Linked DNA regions of Homo sapiens: region 2 is linked to region 1. The links are chromatin contacts, found by Hi-C or POLR2A ChIA-PET in ENCODE. All regions are on one chromosome and are shown on one strand. The core of a region is the stretch at or near the end of the contact, and the rest is flanking DNA. Distances in the headings are between cores, read along the strand shown. Region 1 overlaps SMURF2 (SMAD specific E3 ubiquitin protein ligase 2). Region 2 overlaps GNA13 (G protein subunit alpha 13).

What was found. Hi-C counts contacts between places; a loop is a spot of excess contacts on that map. ChIA-PET counts read pairs that join two places held with the same protein, here RNA polymerase II (POLR2A). Pooled maps may share reads with other maps.
Region 2: a pooled map shows a loop between it and region 1 (5-fold over the local background). The contact joins two enhancer-like sites. A Hi-C loop is called at or near these places in 2 of 37 single-sample maps with no recorded cell type and 5 of 50 pooled maps. POLR2A ChIA-PET finds 5 or more read pairs at or near these places in 2 of 52 experiments (SK-N-SH and common myeloid progenitor, CD34-positive).

What each region holds. Positions count from the first base shown.
Region 1 is chr17:64,634,384-64,637,369 of GRCh38, forward strand. All of the region lies in intron 1 of SMURF2 (SMAD specific E3 ubiquitin protein ligase 2), which reads right to left. Among named protein-coding and RNA genes, the nearest start is that of SMURF2, 26 kb to the right of the region's middle. Within about 2 kb of position 1,433, at least 3 of the 41 ENCODE cell types and tissues checked have a DNase peak (open chromatin) inside an H3K27ac peak, as active enhancers do.
Region 2 is chr17:65,021,526-65,024,511 of GRCh38, forward strand. The region is part of intron 2 of GNA13 (G protein subunit alpha 13); the gene reads right to left. Among named protein-coding and RNA genes, the nearest start is that of GNA13, 34 kb to the right of the region's middle. Within about 2 kb of position 1,611, at least 8 of the 41 ENCODE cell types and tissues checked have a DNase peak (open chromatin) inside an H3K27ac peak, as active enhancers do.

The DNA.
Region 1 (2,986 bases), core at 183-2,682:
TCTGCTTGCCTAGGATGAGGCATGTATAGAACTTTCCACTGACTTTAAACCATTTCCTGCTTTCAGCTTCACATCTTGCTTGCACCCTCAGAGATACCTGGCACCTTCAATTCCTGAGTCTTCCTAGAGATAGGTGATATGAACTGGCTAGAATCATGCAAGGAATTGGTATCCGCCTCTGTAGATATTTTATATTCCACTTTCTCAGCTAATTAATCTACTCCAACCACCTTCCATTTCCCTGAAGTTTTTTTATACCACTTATTTACTGTCTCCTGTTCTTTCTGCTCTTGCAGATTTATGCTGTTTTCATTCTCTTACTCACTGTGAATGGGGCTTGGGGACAGAGCAGAAATAAACATATTTGTTCAATTCAAGCTTAAAAAGAAGACACAGTCCTTGAATGATTTTTATCTGATGCTAATACATATCCTGGGTGCATTCAGATTTCATGAAGCCTGGAGTTTACAGAGTTTGGAGGCTCCATTTTAAGAGCACAGAATTGGGTATTGACAGCCAATATTCAATTTAGAATGAGAAAATAAATCATAAATTTTAACAAACTGGCAAAAGCCACAAACATCATAACCTAATAATAATAATAATAATATTTGTTATGACAAGTTTTTTTCCCATTTGTTTCCAGATAAAAGTCACATAAGGCCAGGCATGGTGGCTCACACCTGTAATCTCAGCACTTTGGGAGGCCAGGGTGAGTGGATCGCTTGAGGCCAGAAGTTCATGACCAGCCTGGCCAACATGGTGAAATTCCATCTCTATTAAAAATACAAAAATTAGCTGGGCGTGGTGGTGCACAGCTGTAATCCCAGGTACTTGGGAGGCTGAGGCACGAGAATTGCTTGAACCAGGGAGGTGGAGGTTGCGGTGAGCCGAGATCACACCACTGCACTCTGGCCTGGGCGACAGAGCGAGACTAGGTCTCAAAATAAATAAATAAATAATAAAAGTCACATAACATGAAAATCACCAAGTTAAACTGTATAATTCAATAATTTTTAGCATAGTCACAGTGCTGTACAACCATCACCAATATCTAATTCCAGAACATTTCCATCACCCCAAAACAACCCCCATACTACCTGTTAGCAGTCACTCCCCATCTTCCCTCCCCCATCCCCTAGCAACCTGAAAATCTACCTTCTGTCTATGGATTTGCCAAGTGGAATTAAACAATATGGCTTTTTGTGTCTGGCTTCTTTCAATCAACCTAATTTTTTGAGCTCATCCATACTATAGCATACATCATCAGCACTTTATTCCCTTTTATGGCTGAATAATATTCCATTGTATAGATATGCCATATTTTGTTTATCCATTCAGTTGACAGACATCTGAGTTGTTTCCACCCAACTATTTTGGCTGTTATGAATAATGCTACTATGCACAAGATTTTGTGTGAACATATGTTTTCAGTTCTCTTATGTATGTACCTAGGAATGGAATTGCTGAGTCATGTAGTAACTATGTTTAATTTTTCTGAAAAACTGCCACAAACTGTTTAGCAGAGTGGTTGAACTACTTTACATTCCCACCAACAATGTATGAGGGTTCCAATTTCTCCACATCTTTGCTAACATTTGTTATTTTCCCATTATTATAGCCCTTCTAGTGGTCGTGAAGTAGTATCCCATTGTGGTTTTCATTTTCATTTCCCTAATGATTCATGATATTGGGCATCTTTTCATGTGCTTTTTGGCCACTGATATATCTTCTCTGGAGAACTGTCTATTCAAACCCTTTGCCCTTTTTTTTGAAATGTGGTCTCACTATGCTGCCCAGGCTGTTCTCAGGGGATCCTCCCACCTCAGCCTCTCAAGTAGCTGAGACTATAGGCATGTGCCAACACATCTGGCTAGCTGCCCATTTTTTAACTGGATTGTTTGTCCTTTTATTGTTGAGTTTTAAGAGTTCCTTAAGGCCGGGTGCGGTGGCTCACACCTGTAATCCCAGCACTTTGGGAGGCTGAGGTTGGTGGATCACCTGAGATCAGGAGTTCAAGACCAGCCTGGCCAACATGGCAAAACTCCATCTCTACTAAAAATATAAACATTAGCTGGACGTGGTGGCACACACCTGTAATCCCGGCTACGCGGGAGGCTGAGGCAGGAGAATCGCTTGAACCCAGGAGGTGGAGGTTGAGTGAGACGAGATTGCATGCCACTGCACTCAGCCTGGACATCAGGGCCAGACTCTGCCTCAAAAAAAAAAAAAAAAAAAAAAAAAAATTAGCTGGGCATGGTGGTGTGCACCTGTAGTCCCAGCTACTCAGGAGGCTGAGGCAGAAGAATCACTTGAACCCAGGAGGTGGAGGTTGCAGTGAGCTAAGATCATGCTGCTGCACTCCTGCCTAGGCGACAGAGCAAGACTCCGCCTCAAAAAAAGAAAAAAAAAAAAAGAGTTCTTTATATATTCTGTATACTAGACCCTTATCAGGTATAATTTATAAATATTTTCTCTCATTCTATGAGTTATCTTTTAGCTTTCTTATTAGTGTCCTTTTGGACACAAACGTTTTTAATTTTGATAGAGTCTAGGCTGGGTGCAGTGGCTAATACCTGTAATCCTGTCACTTTGGCAGGCCGAGACAAGAGGATCTCTTGAGCCCAGGAGTTCGAGACCAGTCTGGGCAACAGAGTGAGACCTCATCTTTACAAAAATAAATAAATAAGATTTTTGTTTAAATTGACAGAATCCAATCCAAAGTCTTGTGTTTCTATCTAAGAGATTTTTTTTTTTTTTTGAGACACAGTCTTGCTCTGTCACCCAGGCTGGAGTGCAGTGGCACGGTCTCGGCTCACTACAATCTCCGCCTCCCAGGTTCAAGCGATTCTCTTGCCTCAGCCTCCCAAGTAAGTGAGATTACAGGTGCCTGCCACCATTCCTGGCTAATTTTTGTATTTTTAGTAGAGACGGGGTTTCATCATGTTGGCCAGACTGGTCCCGAACTCCTGGCCTCAAACAACCA
Region 2 (2,986 bases), core at 361-2,860, 390 kb after region 1:
CAGTTACTGAACAAGTGACATTTGTATTCAATGCTCTCTTCTGCACAGCTAAAATATTAAAAGGAAAGGATTTAGAATGCACTTCTTTAAAAGGATATGGAATTTAAGCTGGATAGCCAAAGAACACACAAGAAGAACTGATCTGCTGTTTTAGAACATACTCAAAAACACCAGTGGCTTTATGTCAATAAGAAAAGGGCAACTCTGCTTATAGAAAATAGGTAAAGAGTAGAGTTTTTTAATTCAAAGTCTGATTCATGCCTTAAGAATATAACATAAGGTTTATAGAGATGGGTATCAAATATAGATTTTCTAATAAAAAGCAAGGTAAACATATTCTAGAAAGCAATTTGGCAATATGTATTAAGATCTTTCAAATGATCCTCAACACAGTACCACTGAAAAAGTATATACAACTACAACAGTGCTAGTGAATTACTATTATGGCAGAAGGAAGAGCTGGTTGAGAGCAAATGGATTGCTCCTTATATTTAACTAGATTCTGGACCAGGGGTCTGTCCACAAACTATATAGCCTGAAGGCCAAATCCAACCCAATGCCTGTTTTTGTACGGCTCATTTTTAAATGGTTGGGGAAAAAACTTAAAAGACTATTTCATGATATGTAAAAATGATATGAAATTCGAACTTCAACATCCATAAATAAAAATGCACTGGAACACAGCCACGCTCACCTGTTGGTGTATCGTCTATGGGAACTTCCAGGCTACAACAGCAGAGGTGAGGAGTGGAGACTGAGGCAGTGTGTTGCACTCTCATGACTCTGCACCACTGCTTGGTGCACCACAAACTGCAGTGACACAGTTATAACTTGAAAATATTCCAAGTGTCACCAGTATTGCCACACCATGACATTAAAAAAAAAAAAAAGGGAGTAAATACACATCCATCCAAATAAAAAGAAGGCCCTGAATACCACACTTTTAAGGCACAGTAGGATGTAAATAATTTTGCTATCAAATTCCATGGTAAAGCATTATTTATTATGCAATGACACTATAGCTATGCTAGAAGAATACAATGTATGCCAACATTTACAGACTAAGCTTTCTTCAATCCTCCCAACCCACAGAAAAGCAACGGTCATAAAACAAAAACAAAACACATGCAAAATTTTAAAATGGAATAGCTTATCACTGCAGAATTTCTTCACCAAAACAAAAAATGAAATGAGACTGCAACCAAAGTATTTTCAAGTTTTCAAAGTTTTTGTTAGACAAGCAAGGAATGCCATTTACCAAGTGAGTGAGTAACTCATGTTTGATTGTAACAGCTGAAGAAATATGGCCAGAGAAAGTAACCTTGTTTAAGACTATTAGCCTTTCAGTGAGAGCAGCTGCTCAGAGTTGAGGACACTCGGAACAACCATCAACTGTCAATTAAGAAACATGGCAAATTATTTCAGTGGTTTTCCCTGGCTCTTGCTGAGTTTATTACCACAATGCTCAGTTGTTGTTTACTTAGGGAATCAATGCCAAGTTTGAAGTGACTGAAGAACCAGCCTGTATGAACAGTCCATGTGGAAGAGCTACGTGTGAGAGTATTTTCAGAGAAGCTGAGAAAACACTAAATGAGTACAGCCTAAACTGGAATATGCTAGGCTGTGTTACAACTGATGGTGGTAAAAATGCGTGGAACAGAAAGGGGGTCAAACATGCAAAACCTGTGTAAGGGTTACTCACTGCATTACTCATGAGCATGTACCTTGTGGGAAACACATGAATCTATTGTGCTCATGAACGAGTAATGTCAGTGATGAATTTAACACGCTCCTGTGAACCTGACCATCAGCAGGTCATGAGTTTCTGTCAGAAACAAAAAGTGAAAATTCTGACACAGTTCGATGTCTTAGCAGCGCTAAAGTTTTACTGACTTTTTTCTGAGCACAGGGATGGAACTGATTTCTTTTCCTGAACAAGAACTACCCTTAACCACTATTGTTGAACGCTGAATGGTTTCGGAAATTAGCCTTAGGGCAGACTTGATTTGATTTCTGAATGAATTCAACCTAAAATTACAAGGCAAAACGGCACTGTTGGTGAAACTTACACTCTGGTAAAGTCATTTCGACAGCTAGCATAGTTTTAATCAAAACAATGTCAAACTGCTTTATATACTTTCTTTGCTGTCAAAAGTTAAAACAAAAAGTGAGACTTCCATTCCCATACAAATTTCCAGTGGACATAATATTTCTAAACTCTAACTACAGTTCCAACAGCATCTTTCAGACCCCTATGTAAGTGCAAAGGAAATTTCCATATTTCAAAATCCATTTAACTACGCAAATGAAGAGCTTCTACCTAACCTTCAAGTGGTTAATCTGCAATGTAATGACATGCTAAGAGGCAAACACTGAGAAGAATCTAACAGGATTCTGTAAGTATCTCTCAAGCACTGACTATGCTCAATAAAAATCATATGCTATGGCTGGCACGGTGGCTCACACTGTAATCCCAGCACTTTGGGAGGACGCCAAAGCGGGAGGATTGCTTGAGCCCAGGAGTTTAAAACCCACCTAGGCAACATACTGAGACTCATCTCTACAAAAAGTTAAAAAATTAGCTGGGTGTGGTGGCATGTGCCTGTAGTCCCAACTACTAGGGAGGGTGAGGTAGGATCATCACCTGAGCCCGGGGGTTGAGGCTGCAATGAGCTGTGATCATGGCACTGCACTCCAGCCTGGGCGACAGAGCAAGACCTTCTCCAAAAAATAAAAAATCATATGCTCATTTGGTAGTATCTGTGTGAAAATATATTTTCAAGGATGAAATGTGTAAAATCTCATTACAGATCAGAATGGAGGAATATTTGCAACTGACTCTGACAAAAAAATGCTAAAACATTGAATCCCAATAAACAAAATGTTATTCCAAAAGAATCCAATTTTTTTCACATTCGTAGCCACAAAAACTTGCACACAAGTTTATATTTTTAATCTCATCAATAAAACTTTTTATATAAATACC